Linked DNA regions of Mus musculus: region 1 is linked to region 2. A link is a loop called in an ENCODE intact Hi-C map of the cell type or tissue named here. Cell type or tissue: left cerebral cortex. All regions are shown on one strand.

Region 1 (8,000 bases), 140 kb after region 2:
TTTAGCATCTCCATGCTTTCCTGTCGTTTCTATTGTACCCTGTGCTTCACTTTATCATGGTTCAGATATACACTATACACACACACACACACATCTCACCATTGCTAGTCTCCTTCCTTCCTCCCCCAACCCTAGTCCTTGCGAGGTGTCCATCGTTCACCTGTGTTTCAGAGGAACACTAACCCTAACTCAACCAGTGGGATCTAAATTAGCCTAATCAATTCCCCTGACAATGGTATTCAGTTTAAAATGTGTGTAAGACTAAGGTTGGCCCAGGGGAGGATTAAAATGCTATAGCTGGAGGAATGTCTTTATCTTACCCACACCTGCTGAGTCACACTGGCTTCCTCTGATGGTCTTACCTTCAAGATCCATTTTAGGATGAAGCCTTATTATGGGCAAAAGAGTTAAGAGATCAAAAGGACCTATGTACTTGATGGCTGGTTGAACTTTTAAATTCCCCAGTCACAGACTATACACTATTTTCTTATGTAAGATGATGACTGATTTCTGTATAGGTAAGAGAATTTTAGTTGTTTCCATGATTTAAGTCCAAATCTAAATGAGGTAAGTTACAGACACTGAATAGATAATTCTCAAACACGAAGAAGCCAGAATCTCCACTTCAACAAGGTTATGTTTCTTAGATAGTCTCTGAGGAAGACAGAAAACTCAAATAATTATAGAAAAGACGGATAATGTCGAGAGAAGAATACAATTAAACAACAGTACAAAGAAATGTGAATGATGGCTTCACAGGCTGATGAAGAGAGGATTCGGCTAAGTGCTTTAGGAAACAGGGACTAGAAAAACCCACAAAGTGGGGCTGGAGAGATGGCTCAGTGTTTAAGAACACTGACTGCTCTTTCAGAGGTCCTGAATTCAATTCCCAGCAACCACATGGTTGCTCACAACCATCTGTAATGGGATCAGATGCCATCTTCTAGTATGTCTGAAGACAGGACAGCAACAGCTACTCACATACATAAAATAAATAAATCTTAAGAAAAGAAAAGAAAAAAGACACAAAGTGAAAACCCTCCAATCATCTTTCCCATTATTTTTAAAGGAACAACATTTTGTTTCAACTTTTATTAGTTACATTTTCTTTTCTAAGCAGGATTCATGGGTACACGGGAGCTTTCTCTTTAACCTTTCTATATATCATTAAATATTTTATATTTTTAAAAGTATATAATTGCAATAAAAGCCATTACTTTGGCAAAAAATAAAAAGCACTTTCCATTTACAACTGCCTAAGGTTATCTTAATTAAAATTAGTTCTCATCCTCTAAAATTAAATTTAAAAAACTTGCTTTGTGTGAATGTTTAATACCTCAGAAATGTAAAGATCAGCTTGCTTTAGCAACTCTCCAATGATCAGGACATTTGAGGTAGTGCCATCCCCTGTGACATGGTCTTGGGCTGCTGCCACTTTTGCAATGATGGAAGCCGTTGGGTGTTGAATTTGCTGGAAAAGGTAAACAGCAAATTTAAAGACAGAAACTATGATGCGGAAAGCCACTGAATCCAAGGCAGCCCAAGGGACAATAGTAAAATTAACAAGCAAACGTCATGCTGCGCACTTACAAGGTCTGCATTATCAACATTTAGTAAATGTCAAATCCAAAGTTTTAAAGTTGAGAATTAATGAGGTTTGAACATTGTATGAAAGTCTTTGCTTCAAAATGCAATGACATTTCCAAGAAGAGATTAAGCCCTTCAATCTCTAAGAGGAATATATTTATGAACACCGTAGAGGACTTTTTCTTTTTGCATGATTACAGAGACTATAATGAAGTGCTCTGGAAAAGATGTTATTAATTTGTAAGTCTCCCTAAGCTATCAGAATCTATAAACATTTGAAAACTGCAAAAATCATTCTGTTGAGGTTTAATCCAACAGCCATATCTCAAGACTGCAGTATTTAGCTGGCAGCCTTAAAAATACAAATTGTGGTCAGGTGGTCTTGGGGAAGGCCTTTAATTAAAAAAAAAAAAAGTTGGGTTAGAGAGACAGCTTAGCCATTAAGAGTATGTTCTGTTCTTCCAGGAAGTGGAGTTTGGTTCCCAGCACCCAGAAGTGGCTCAAAGTCCAGCTCCAGGGAACCTGAAACCCTTTTCTGGCCTCTGCAGGTACCAGCATACATGTAGCATACATTCATAAAGATAGACCCTCATACATATGAAATTTAAAAATCAATAAAATCCTTAAAAATATAAATTGTGGGCTGGAGAGATGGCTCAGCGGCTAAGAGCACTGACTGCTCTTCCAGAGGTCCTGAGTTTATTTCCCAGCAATCACATGGTGGCTCACAACCATGAGATCTGAAGCCCTCTTCTGGTGTGTCTGAAGACAGCAACAGTATACCCACATACATGAAATAAATATATATATATATACATGGATAGATAGATAGATAGATAGATAAATAGATAGATGGGGGAGGGGGGTAAGGTTGAAGGTGTAGCTTAGTGGTAAAGAGCACTTGCCCAGTATATGAGGGTGCATCACTCAATCTCTAGCATTGCAAAAAAAAAATATATATATATATATTTTTCAAGACAAGGTTTCTCTGTGTAGCCCTGGCTGTTCTGGAAGTTGATCTGTAGAACAGGATAGTCCTAAACTCAGAGATCTGCCTGTCTCTGCCTCTGGAGTGCTGGGTTTAAAGGCATATACCATCAAGCCCAGCTAAAAATTTTTTTTCTTTAATTTATGTGCATCGGTGTTTTGCCTGAATGTATGCTTATGTGAGGAACTGGAGTACAGAGTTGTGGCCTCCCATATGGGTTCTGGAAATTGATCCCAAGTTCTCTGGGAAAACAGCTCTTAATCACTAAGTCATCTCTCCGGCCTGCAATAAACAAACAAACAAACGAACTTTCAGAGTGTACCTTCCCCACCCCAATGTTGAACCTAGAGTCCTGCACATGCTGGGGAAGTGCTCTATCCCTGAGCTGCATTCCCAGCCCATGTGCCATGTTCTTAATTAAAGCTTATACAATTTATCATAGCCAGCAGCAGCTCGGCACTGCATCTAATACCTGAATCCAACACTCAGGAAGCTGAGGCAGGCAAGAAGGGGAGAGGAAATTGTGAATTTGCGGCCAGCCAGGGCTACATAGGCAGCTCCTGTCTGAGAAAAGAAAATGACAAAGAGCATTGGCTCACCATCTCATGAAGCAGTACATTGCCGTCTTTGGTGAGTTTGATGTCACCTGCCCCAGAAACAAGCCTGTAAAAAGGACAATGGTGCTTAACTACACAAGCCAAGAATCAACAAACCCTCCCGAGTTCTTGCCATTTATGGTCCTAAAAACAGTTGACTGGGCTTGGAAACGCTACACTGAGCCACGTGGTGACATGTGGTAGTGACTGCCACTTGCGTCTCATGGGATTAGTTCTCCCGGATGACCTTACAGTAATTTCATTCCAAACAGAGCATTTATGGTTTAAACACGAGCTGATGAGTTATACATGTTGGCTAATGAAAAGTATAAAACAGGGCTGGAGAGATGGCTCAGAGGTTAAGAGCACTGGCTGCTCTTCCATAGGACCTGAGTTCAATTGCTAGCAACCACATGGTGGCTCACAACCATCTATAATGAGATCTGGTGCCCTCTTCTGGCATGCAGGCATACATGCAAGTAGAACATTGTATACATGATAAAAATAAATATTTTTTTAAAAGTATGAAACAGAGTACAAATCTACAAATTTCTGTAGGTTTTTATCTTGGTGAATGTCATGATTCAGCCACTGAATTTAGTTGTCTAGTGCCTTGCATTTATTAAATCACCAAGCTTAGTCAATTCTACAATTAAAATGCCTTTGGACATCTCTCTCCAATTTAATTGTTATCCTTCCTAGACTGCTTAGACAGCATCTTGTCTCCTAATTTGAATCAACCCTCCATGCTACATCTTTCTAAAAGGCAATGGGATTCAGTTTCCTGATCACCAATCCTTCAAAGATGTTACATTCTCTACCATCTTCAAGATAAAAATCCAGGTAATTTATCAGTAACATACTTGGCCTTTTCCAAACTCTCCTGTTCCATCCACCATTATTCCCACAGTAGGTCTTTCTGTTCCCTTAATGCATTATAATGTTTATTTCTGGTGGATTTACACCACTAGGAGGTCTTGATTCCTGTCACTCATTCTTCTACAACTCTGATCAAACATCCCCTGATATCTGAGAGGATTTTCCTTCAATCATCGGTAATTGGGCCCTTTCCTCTGTAAAATCATTTGCATCTCTATATAATTGACATACCTGTCACTGCCATGTCACTTTAAGGATACCATCTCAAAGGCTAGAGAGATGGCTCAGCAGTTAAAAAGCACTTATTGTTTTTGAAGAGGATCTGAGCTTGGTCTCCAGCACCCATATCAAATGGCTTACAACTGCCTATAACTCGAGTTCTAGGGATCTGTCACCCTCTGACCTCTGGGGGCATCTGCTCACACCTGATGCACATAAACTCAGACAGATGTGCACACGTAAATATAAATCAGGTTTTTAAAGGAAAGGACAGAAACTATCCCATCTGTTTTTCCAGCATCTAGTGTTAAGTGGACTCGTTTACTATAAACGCTACTTTGCTCATTCCTCTCAGGGTGTCTCTTTCCCAAGAGACCTTTTGATCTCCCCTACTCTTCTTTCTTCGTAAAACAATGGTGCTAAATAAACATATGTCCAAATGGATGACTAAACATGAAGAACTGTAGGTGCGGAGAGTCCCAACTGCTGGAAGATAATGGAACTTGAATTTGAACCTATGCCTGCCTAGCTCCAAAGCCAGTACCACTCCACCACGTCAAAACAATACTGCCTGCGGCGGAGCTGCAGCCCAACGTCTGCTGAGCGCGCGCACAAGGCTAACAGTTTCTATTGACGGAGTCTTTTCTTCGGGGAGGCGCTCTCTTCCTCGGCTAGAGAATCCTAAGAGCAGGAGTGAGAGAGAGGAAACCGGGTGTCTAAATGTCGCAGCATTGCTCACAGGTTTTCACTGATCAGCATCAGAATCAGAGTGAGCCGCGACACCCCGCACACTCTAGCGGCATCTCACATTTTTAGCGCGCCCTTAGGACCCAAGGTGGGACGCAGCACATCCTGCAGCCCACGGGCGGCGCAGATGTTCACAGCCAAGGCCGCTTGGCTCCGGGTCACTTCAGCGCCAGGGTTAGCGATTTTGATCGCAGCCATGGTTCAACAGTCCAGCCCCAAACTTGCCGACTCCGAACCCTGGCGCCACGCCCACACTCCTGAGTGTGGGCCAATCGGCGCCATAACAGGAAGTGACGCTATCACGCCTCGGAAGCTAGACTCGCCTGAGTCCTGGGCGCAAACATGGCGTCCTCCACCTCTACTCGGACTCCGGCTGGGAAGCGAGTGGTGAATCAGGAAGAACTGAGGCGCTTGATGAGGGAGAAGCAGCGCCTGAGCACCAACCGGAAGAGGATCGAATCTCCATTCGCCAAGTACAACCGTCTGGGGCAGCTGAGCTGCGCACTGTGTAACACCCCGGTCAAGAGCGAGCTCCTGTGGCAGACCCATGTTCTGGGAAAGCAGCACCGGGAGAGAGTAGCGGAGCTGAAAGGCGCCAAAGGAGCAACCCAGGGCCCGTCGACCGGCACTGTACCTCAGGCCACCAAGAGGAGAGCGACGGATGTGGAGAGCCAAGACGCCAAGAAAGCCAAGGCCTCCGCGGGACCTCAGGTACAGCCCTCCACCTCAGCCTCGTCCGCCAACTTGGATGCCGCTAGGGCGGCCCCCAGTAAACCTGGACTCGGTTTACTGCCTGATTATGACGATGAGGAAGAGGAGGAAGAAGAGGGAGGTGGAGAAGAAAGAAGGGACAGCAGCAAGCATCTTCCGGATGCACAGGGCAAAGAACACTCGCTTGCCTCTCCGAGGGAGACAACAAGCAATGTGCTGCCAAACGATCCGTTTAATACAAATCCTCCCAAGGCCCCCTTAGTTCCTCATTCAGGGTCCATTGAGAAAGCAGAAATACATGAAAAAGTGGTGGAAAGAAGAGAGAACACCGCCGAAGCATTACCAGAAGGGTTCTTCGACGACCCTGAGGTAGATGCAAAGGTCCGGAAGGTGGATGCCCCAAAGGATCAGATGGACAAAGAGTGGGACGAGTTTCAAAAGGCTATGAGGCAAGTCAACACTATCTCTGAAGCGATCGTTGCTGAAGAGGATGAGGAGGGACGGTTGGACCGGCAGATTGGAGAGATTGATGAGCAGATAGAATGTTACCGCCGAGTGGAAAAGCTGCGGAATCGCCAGGATGAAATAAAAAACAAACTTAAAGAGGTTTTGACCATAAAAGAACTTCAGAAAAAGGAAGAGGAGAATGTGGACAGTGACGACGAAGGAGAATTACAGGATTTGCTGTCTCAGGACTGGAGGGTAAAGGGGGCTTTGCTGTAAGGTTTTGAAGACCCAAGCTTTCCATCAGTCCCCGCTGTCCCTTAAAAAGTGCTGTGTCCAAGTTCTTGGGTTCCTCTGACCTTGGATACCCCTAATTGTTGGGATAAAGTAAGCCAGTGAGGAGTAATACTTTGGGGATGGTACTGTGTGCGGTGCTATTTATTATAAAATGTTTGAGGTAAAACCGTTTTTGACATTTTTGAAATTATAACCACAAATTGCCAACTTTTTCATCTTTACAGGTTCAATGTGGTTTTTCAGTTGTAAAATCTAAGTTGTAAATATTGCACATAGCTAAGTATATATTTATATAAGTCACTCTGTTTTGATCCTTATATTAGTCAGATAAAAAAGACACATGTTTATATGACCTCGATGTATATATATTTTCAAGCCTTAAACTCCAAGGGTTGGCGCTTTGGGAAGGTTGTTTTTAGAAGGCCACTCATAAACACATATTCTTCATAAAGCAGTGGATGGGTATTCTTTTTTCAAAAGCATACAGATGTCCAGACTCCAGCACAGTGTTTCTTTTGACAAGATCAATGATTGCTAAGTTGTACATCAGTATCACCTGTGAAACTTTTGATTGTTCATGGAATGTCAAATCGCCTATGAAGCTTTAGTGCCTGAGCCCCATCTTAAAGAGGTTTTGACCATAAAAGATTCCATAAATTAAATGGGATCCAGATGACAATATTCTTGACTATTCCCAGGTTATTCTAGTATTTGCCCAGGTTGGAGATTCAGCTGCCTTAAGTGTAAAACCTATCTATATATTTTTCAGGCTTTGTTTTCCTTGAACATGCTCTGTAGTTTACTGTACTCCCTGCCCCCGAGTGCTGCTAAACAGATCAGAGCTATGGGAATGCTAGGCAAGTATTCTCCCACCACCAAGCCAGTTTTCAAATGAAGGAAATATTACCCCATTGAGTTGGAAATTTTATTTTTGTGGTAAATCAGGCTTGTGTTTACAGGTTCTTTCAATGGCAGGAAGATAGGTAAGTTGCTAGTAAGGCAATGCCAGTTACCTTATTCTAGTTATTGATATTTTAAAGTTTTCCTTGCTTTGGAGGATGAGTGTTTTATATACAGCATCTTCCAATTTACTATAATAGCTAAGACATACTGTTCTAAGCCTAGGCCAGTCAGGATTCTAAGCACTTTACATATATTAACCCATTCTAGCTCAGGTTTTATAAGGAAAACCACCAAGAAGAAAAGGCCTGAAAGCCTTGAAAACTGGATGTGGTGCCTCACCCCTGACATTGCAGCTTTTGGAAGGCTGAGGGAGATGCAGCCTGGACTATGTAGTGAGACCTTGTCTAAAATAAAAAAAAAAAAAAATCCTTTAATTCTAAAGAACTGTTTTTACAGGCAATGTGGAAATAAATGGAGGATTTGGGTTTTTTTAAACTGAAGAAGTCTGTGACAATTCGGTGTTATTCTAGTTGTAGTGTGTGGTATGGAAGAAGTCTAGGACAAGGAACTGGGAAATTATGTACACAACACTTCAAAAGTTAAGCGACTGATTAGTTATGGACTAAGAG
Region 2 (8,000 bases):
ATTTATATAAGATGGAGAAAGTGGGCTGAACACTAGCCAGCACTCACCTATTGCTCTTCTGCCTGCAGGGATAAGTGGACCAGCTGCTTCAAGCTCCTGCTTGCCTTGACTCCCCCACCATGATGAGCTGAACCTTGAACTGTGAGCTGAAATATATCTTCCCTTCCTTAACTTGCTTTTGTCCATGCATTTTATCACAGCAACAGGAGAAGACACTAAGACAACCCACAAGGTGACAGAAGAAGGAAGTGGGCCTTTCAGAAAGTGTCTCCATCATAAGAGTAGGGTCTGTGGATGTGAGTCAGTGCCCTGGCAAGGGGGAATTAAAGGGGCATGTTTGCCCTTCTACTCACTGTCAGTGAACCAGACCAGGCCCTCCCCAAGACACCTTCCTGGTCTCCACAACTCAGTGAGAACTGAGCACCTGTTTGGAGGGTGTTTTTGTTTTGTTTTTTTTGTTTGGTTAGCTGGTTTGGAGGGTGTTTTTGTTTTGTTTTGTTTTGTTTTTGTTTGGTTAGCTGGTTTGGAGGGTTGTTTTTGTTTGGTTGTTTTTGTTTTGTTTTGGAGACAAGATTTCTTTGTATAGTCCTGGCTCTCCTTAAACTCGATTTGTAGACCAGACTGGCCTTGAATTTACAGAGATCTGCCTGCCTTTGCCTCACAATTGCTGGGATTAAAGATGTGTGCCACCCCAATCTGGCTAGCACCTGTTATTTTTCAGACACTCCATTCTTGTGTGTCTGGCAGTCCAAACAGAGACAAAGAGAGGCCAGCTAGCAGGCCTGATCTCCATCCTCAGTGTTCCCCACTGCCCCAGACCAAAACCTCAGAGCAGCACTATAGGTATCCATACATGCTCGCACACATTCAGGCACTCACATACACACACAGGACATGGGTGAATATGCCTGTGTAGGAGTGTGCAGACACATGGATGCAGGCTGCACACACAGACACATGCATGCCTATGACCATGAATGCCAGGCCTTCAGAGAAGAATGGTTAAGAGAAAAACATGCCCAGCCTCCATCGATGCTATCCCCCCAGCAACTGGCTTTGCCTCTGGTTTTCTGCTTTTAATTTTCACATACTCAGTTATGACATCAAAGCGATCTTCCCACAGGTGCACAGGACCCAGGCCATCTCCAGCAGCCCCGATTCCACATTCTCCTTCCCACTGGGCTCTGTGCCTGTGGCATTTTGCTTCTCATTAAACTCCACGTGGGGAGCATGGAGAAGCAGAGACACTGGGGGAGGGGGCGCCTCACATCCACAGCCACCTAGATCAGTTGCTTATGGAGGTAGGTCCCCACTGCTGACCAAGTGTAGCAGAGCAAACTTCCTTCCCCACCTAGACAGCCAGGGCTCCTGTGGAGATCTCTGCGAGGTCGGACAGGACTGTGCAGCTTCTACATCGCTGCACATGACTGAGAAAACCATCTTCCATCTCTCCTTGTTGCCTCACTAGAACGACAGGGTTTTGCCTGAGAACAAGATTTGGATGCTAAGAAGCAGGTGGCTGACCACTTGAAGCAGCTGGGATGTGAGTGGACAGTGGGAAGCAAGCTCAGGGGCAGGCTGGCATGCCTCACTGATAGCAAGGGCTACATCAAAGGCAGGGTAAAAAAAATAGCTGTGTATGATAAAGGCTGATATATGGAACAGAGGACCCTCCAGCAGAGGGGAAGAAGAGAAATGGGTCGGAGGCTTTCAAATCCAGAAGGCAAACAAATGCCTTAAGCAAAGCCCTCTGCACCTCCCTCCCGCCTCCCCTCTCTATTCAAGTCCTTGAAGCTTCTCCACCTCCTACCAGGCCTGCTGGGCTGGGGTTTGGTGGTAGAGGCTCTCTGTGCGAAAGATCAGACCCAGAGTGGTCCCTACTACTGCCCCCCATATCCTGTGCACACCAGGCCTGCACACATGGAGTGCCCAGATCCCAGCATCTGGGGGACAAAGAGAGAAGCCTGGGGTGGCACCCAGATTAAATAGATGCAAGGCACAGCAGCACACATCAGATGCTGAAAATCATCCTCAGAGAAACAAAGAGAGGCATCCATGAAAAAAAGAACAGCCCCTTAAGTGTATAAACAAACAAACATCAAAACAAAAACAAAAAACGCTAGGAAGAATCTGTTCGTAACTCGTGGAATGAAACAAAAAAGGAAAGATTCCACTAAAGGGCTGGAGAAGTCTATCTAGGAAATTACTAGAACTTATATCAGAAAGAATAAACGTGAAAGACAGGATAAAGGTGATTGGAAATTCAGGAAATGATGATCCAGAGGAGGCAAAAGTGTGACCATTATCACAAAGACAATTAGGAAAACATCTACACACCCTAGGTTCCGTTGGGTGGCACCTAATACTAGAGACACTTTGTTGGGAAATCTCAGAACAAAGAGGATTTAAAAAAAAAAAAAAAGGTATGAAACCCACAGGAAAGACTCCTCTTTTACACAAATGCCCTGGGAGCAGCTTGGCATTCAACTTTCTCTAAGTAATCGCAGGTATGCCGGCTCCCACACAAGGGCACTAAGCAAGGGAAAGTAAGTGTTGAATAGGAGCCAAGCGGAAGGCAGGGGGCGAGGAATGAACGCCCAGATTTCTGTGGTCCTGGTAGGTGAGACAGGGAAAGAAACCAAAACCAAAGGACCACGTGATCCGCTGAACACACCTAGACCTGGCACCCAAGTCTCCCGCGGTGAGGACTACAGGCTCAGAAGAAGGGCACCAAATGCCTTCTAACCCCAAACTAGCTAAGTCCCTTCTCATCACCCCTAAGCCAGAGCAGGTTGTAGCTTAGCCTAAGCCTCAGCTGGTTGCTATGGAAATGATTGGCCCTTAAGCGGAGCAAATACCTTGGTACTCATTTCTTTCCAAAACGAGGCAGCGGAAGCTGTTGAGATGTTGCTGTGGGTCAAAAGCGGAGCGATTGTTAGGGTTTAGAGAAGGTGTGGATTTACATACTCAGAGAGAGGGGGTGGGGCTGAGGTGTGAAGCTTAACTTCCAAAGATGAGAAGCCTGGGATTTAATCATTCAATCTCTCTCGCGCCCTCGCCCTCGCCCTCTCCCCCTCCCCATTTCCCCCTCTCTCTCCCCCTCTCCCTCTCTCCCCCCCCCCCGCTCTCTCTCCCTCTCTCCCTCCCCCTTCCCCTCTCTCTTCCCCTTCCCCTCTCTCCCCCTCCATTTCCCCTTCTCTCCCCTCCCCTCCCCCTCCCCCTCCCTCTCTCCCCTGATAATAAAAAGAAGTGTCACAGGCAGGAGAGATGGCTCATCAGGTAAGAGCACTGACTGCTCTTCCAAAGGTCCTGAGTTCAATTCCCGGCAACCATATGGTAGCTCACAACCATCTGCAATGTGTCTGAAGACAACTACAACGTACTCATATACATAAAATAAATAAATAAATCTTTAGAAGAAGAAGAAGAGAAGGAGGAGGAGGAGGAGGAGGAAGAAGAAGAAGAAGTGGTGTCACACAAAGAGATGGAGTACTAGCCCTCTGGCTTCACAGAGTGAGGTCCTGAGCACACAGCAGACTAAACCAGAACTATAGACCACCCAAGGCTTTCCATACTCCTCTCCCTTCCAGAACCTTTTCCATAGTCATCTACCTGTCATTCTTCAAGAGTAAAGCCAAGCACCTATTTAGTGCCAGGCATTGCAAATTTTTACATAAAATCCATCTTGGAGCTGAAAAGATCATTCAACAGTTAGAAGCCAGTACTTCTTTCAGAAGGCCAGAGTTCAAGTTCACAGCACCAACACATCTGAAACTCCAGGTCCAGGGTGATCTGGCGCCCTCTTCTGGCCTTCCAGGCACCTGCATGCATGGGCACAAATCCCACCACAGACATGAAATTTTAAAAAAATAAATAAAACTTTAACCTGGCCATAAAAAGGCCTGCACAGAGGCATGTGTGGGATTATGGGATATCCATCTAAGCAGCCTCCTCCACTTGAAGTGGAGTAAGGGGGCCGGATCAGGTTTGCTTGTGGGGTCCTCAGTAGGCTCCCATAGGTTGCAAGGTTGGGGAAGTTCTACATGGAAACCAAATGATGCGCAGACCAATCCTTCCAGGCTGGAACTTAAGGTCAGGTCTGAGATCTAAGGACTGGATATCAAGTGAGGCTGGAGAGGCAAGCAGATAGTTCACAACTGAAGCTAGCATCCCCTCCTGCAGAGGCCCACCTGGAGGAAAACCCAATGCAGTAAACCAGGAAGGCATAGAGGCCCAGAGACCTGCCTGCAGGGGAACACCCTTTTCAAAGAAGGAGAGAGAAGGGAGGGAAACTGGTTTTCTCAAAGGTCTTGGAAGGATGGTTAGAGAGGTCAAGAAGGGAGTTTTTAAACCCCCTTCTCCATCTCTCAGGGGTTGCTCTGAATTCTCCAGTCTCCTCATACCACCCCCATCCCAGCCACCCAGTTCAGGCCCCCTAGGTAATTATAAAGAAGTTAAACTGAATTACACACGCAGGGTTTATTTTGTGTTTTTCTGCTGCTGCTGCTGCCAATTATGGTGCAATTAGACTGCCTTCATTAGCAAATGAGATTAGAATTAACATTGTTAATTACTCGTTCTGTTAAATGGGGAAGCAGTGTGGTAGGGGGGCACTGGGTGGAGAAGGGAGGGACCATATATGGCAGGTTCACATCCCACATCCAGGAGGGTTCCTGGGCCCATGGGCTCTGGAGCAGGGACAGGATTTACCAAATGTCCAGTGACAGGCAGGTATCAGGGACTAGGGACTCTGCTCTTTGTTAACGTCCACTGAGCATGCAGTCTGTGCTGTCACCTAACCTGTACACACCATGAGACATGGGTGCTAGCATCCCACTTTACAAAGGAGATAAATGATGCTCAGTGTAGCTAAGAGACCTTCCCAAGGTCACACAGCGATGGCAAGAGGCAGAGTGAAGTACCGCTCTACTCCTGAGCACTAGGACCCTTGGTTTTCCTTTTAAACAAACTCCTTTGATGACCTATCTTGCCCCACAAGAAACATGAACCCCCAGTTTTCCGATGTGGGAGCTGAGATCCAGTAGATAATGATTGGTTGGCAAGCCATGGTTGGCTCTCTGGCTCGGACCTCCACCTGCTTTTATACATAAACTTTATTAGAGCCCAGACACGCCATCTAGGTATGTGTTATAAATAAATACTACTGGCTTGTTATGTTGCAGATATTCTCAACTGTAAAATTTAGTTGATAATGTTTTTAGTTTTTAAAATCAAATTTTATTTATTTTGTGTGTATAGTGTGGGGTGCAGAGTCCCACGATGCCCGTGTGGAGGCCGGAGGATGACTTGCGGGAGTCTGTGCTCTCCTTCAACCATTAGGTAGGCTGGAACTCAGGTTATTAGGCTTGCAAAGCAAGTGCCTTTACCTGCTGAGCCATCTTGCTGCTGCCAGTTTGTAAATTATAAACTAAAGCAACGGTTGAGTGGATACAGCGGTGTCCACATGGCCTGTGAATACGGCGGCAGCGGAGGAGGAAACATGGTCAGTACATTCTACTTTAAGGCATCAGGATTCAATCCTGCAGACAGGATCCCGCTGGCATTTGAGGGTTGCTGGTATCTGAGTTCTGGCAGCAAGGAAGAATTAGGGCTTGTGGGGACCAGAGAGATGGCTCAGCAGTTAAGAGCACTGACTGCTCCTGCAGACTACTCAGCATCTGGTTCCCAGCATCCACATGGTTACTCACAACCCTCTGTGACTCCAGGTCCAGAGGAACTGGTGTCTTGTTCTGCACTCTGTGGACACACCTGAATCAAGGTGCACACCCATTACATGCAGGCAAAACACCCATACATAGAAAATAAAAATAATTTTTTTAATGCACAAGAATGTGTCTATATGGGTTCATGCCAGATGAGGTCATCAGATCCCATTATAGATAGTTATGAGCCACCACGTGGTTGATGAGAATTGAACTCGGGACCTCTGGAAGAGTATCCAGTGCTCTTAATCTTTGAGCCAACTCTCCAGCCCCTAAATCTTTTTTAAGTGAGGTTGTGGGGTGAAGAAGGAACTTCAGGACTCCGTCCCAGGTGTTATCTAGAGAATCCCAGCCCTCAAGGGGAGGGAGCAGACTCAGTCCCCACTCTCACTCATCTTTGTTAAGTGCCCTGCTTGGTCTCTACATACCCTAGCTTGAGCCCCTCTGACATGCCCTCAGCCTCTGCTCCTCTCTTCCTGACCCATGGGTGTGTGGGTGTCACAATGGCTCCTGGGACTCCCCCAGCAAGTCTCACCTCCCAGCTATGAGGATTAGAGAATTCATGAACCAGGAACTGTGCAGAGAGGACTAAGGGCTGAGTAGCCCCCAAAGAGAGCTGGATCCAGAGGGCCACCTCTTCCGGATTGCTGGATACCTCCCTGACCACATGTCAACCATCAGCACTGATTGACTCTGAAGACCTTGCTGCTTTCTTAGGAACAGTTGCTGGAGGGAGGAAACAAGTTATCTAAGGCATCCTTTGTCTCAGATCTCCAGGTAGGGACTTCAGGATGCTAAGACCTTCTATCACGGGATATGCTGAGTGGTAACTGAGAAGGTCCGTGCTGGGAGGGGTCTTTCTCATTCACAAGGATTGTCTTCTTGCCTCTTTGCCTGGAAAACACCCCCCAGTGAGCTTTTACTTCCCGCAGGAGTTAACTATAACCTATGAAAGGCTGCCTTCTGCAGAAAAGAGTGAGAATGTGAGCCAGGTGCTGCTTCAGGGGACTATCTGTTACCTCTGCACTAAGGCTGCCAGTATCTGAGTCCTGACAGCAAGAAAGAATTAGGGCTTGTGGAGACCACAAGGATGGGTGACCACACTTAGACAGCTGGAGCAAATCCTGGGATATGGCCTCTTTTCCCTCCCTGTCCAGACCTAACTCCACTTCCAGATGCCCATAAGACATGCTCTCTGTCTGTCTGCCTCTCTCTCTCTCTCTCTCTCTCTCTCTCTCTCTCTCTCTCTCTCTCTGCCTCTCTCTTCCCCATGTCCCCTCTCTCTACTTGCAGGCCTCTTGGTTATCCCAATTGTCCTCTGTCCCCAGGATTTGTTTCCTCTCCCTGCTATTGTATCCCAGTGGCCACTGGGTTTGTTTCAGAAATCCTCTGGGATTTTTAAAGCTTTCTGCTTCGCTGATGGCTGGTCGGTCTTGAGGGGAGATGGAGAGGGCTCCTGCCCTTTCCTTCTTTCCCTTTTTAGGGTCGGGAGATCCATTCAGATGACTAACCAGGCTCCCAGGATTCTCTACCTCTCCCAACTTGCTGCCCAGACCATGAAAAAAAAAATGCTTTCCCTGGATCCCTAGAGGATACCATGTAATCTGACTCAAACCTGAGCATTTGGGACCTCAAAGAGAAGCTTTGATCCCTTTTAGGGGGATGAGTACCCCTGTAGTTGGGAAAGAAAGGTGACAGGATCCTAAAAGAGTGATCCTCCAGCACCTCCCACCCCTGTCCCCACCATTCAGGTAAGGGACAGTTTCCTAGAGAAAGGCTCATCTCCTTGAGCCTCAAGGATAGGCTGGGCAAGGATACAGAGAAGTGAGGGATGGATGGATATATGAATGGGTGTATAGATGGATGGATGGAGGATGGATGGATGGATGGATATGTGGATGGATGAATGGATGGATGGATGGATGGATGGTTGAATGGGTATGTGGACGGATAGATGGATGGATGATGGATGGATGAATGGATGGGTATGTGGATGGATGCAGATGGTTGGATGGGTATGTGGATGGATGGATGGATGGATGGATGGATGGATGATGGATGGATGGATGGTTGGATAGGTATGTGGATGGATGGATGAATGGATGGATAGATGATGGATGGATGGATGGATAGATGATGGATGGATGGATAGATTGATGGTTGAATGGGTATGTGGACAGATGGATGGATGATGGATGGATAGATAAATGGATGGGTGTGTGGATGGATGTGGATAGATGGATGCTTGGATACATGGATTAATGGTAAGCCTGGCTC

The links. Peaks named below come from ENCODE experiments on the same cell type or tissue, not always from the same donor. Only the 100,000 strongest peaks of a DNase experiment are listed, where the experiment ranks them.
Region 1: it touches region 2 in a loop (3-fold over the local background); 5 of 42 quality-filtered maps call a loop at or near these places.

Annotation. Positions count from the first base shown.
Region 1 is chr11:82,759,014-82,767,013 of GRCm38, forward strand. It overlaps Cct6b (chaperonin containing Tcp1, subunit 6b (zeta)), which reads right to left and starts at 5,308. Exons shown (of 14, transcript NM_009839.3): 1 at 5,078-5,308; 2 at 3,175-3,238; 3 at 1,337-1,471. The coding sequence starts at 5,214. Zfp830 (zinc finger protein 830) reads left to right here and starts at 5,332. Exons shown (of 1, transcript NM_025884.4): 1 at 5,332-8,000. The coding sequence starts at 5,359. The coding sequence ends at 6,450. In left cerebral cortex, a CTCF peak has its summit at 3,617 (motif pointing left); DNase peaks (open chromatin) are centred at 5,006 and 5,305; H3K4me3 peaks cover 2,214 bases; H3K27ac peaks cover 1,106 bases.
Region 2 is chr11:82,615,815-82,623,814 of GRCm38, forward strand. No RefSeq gene overlaps it. Among named protein-coding and RNA genes, the nearest start is that of Gm11426, 14 kb to the right of the region's middle. In left cerebral cortex, a CTCF peak has its summit at 3,828 (motif pointing left); a DNase peak (open chromatin) is centred at 2,799.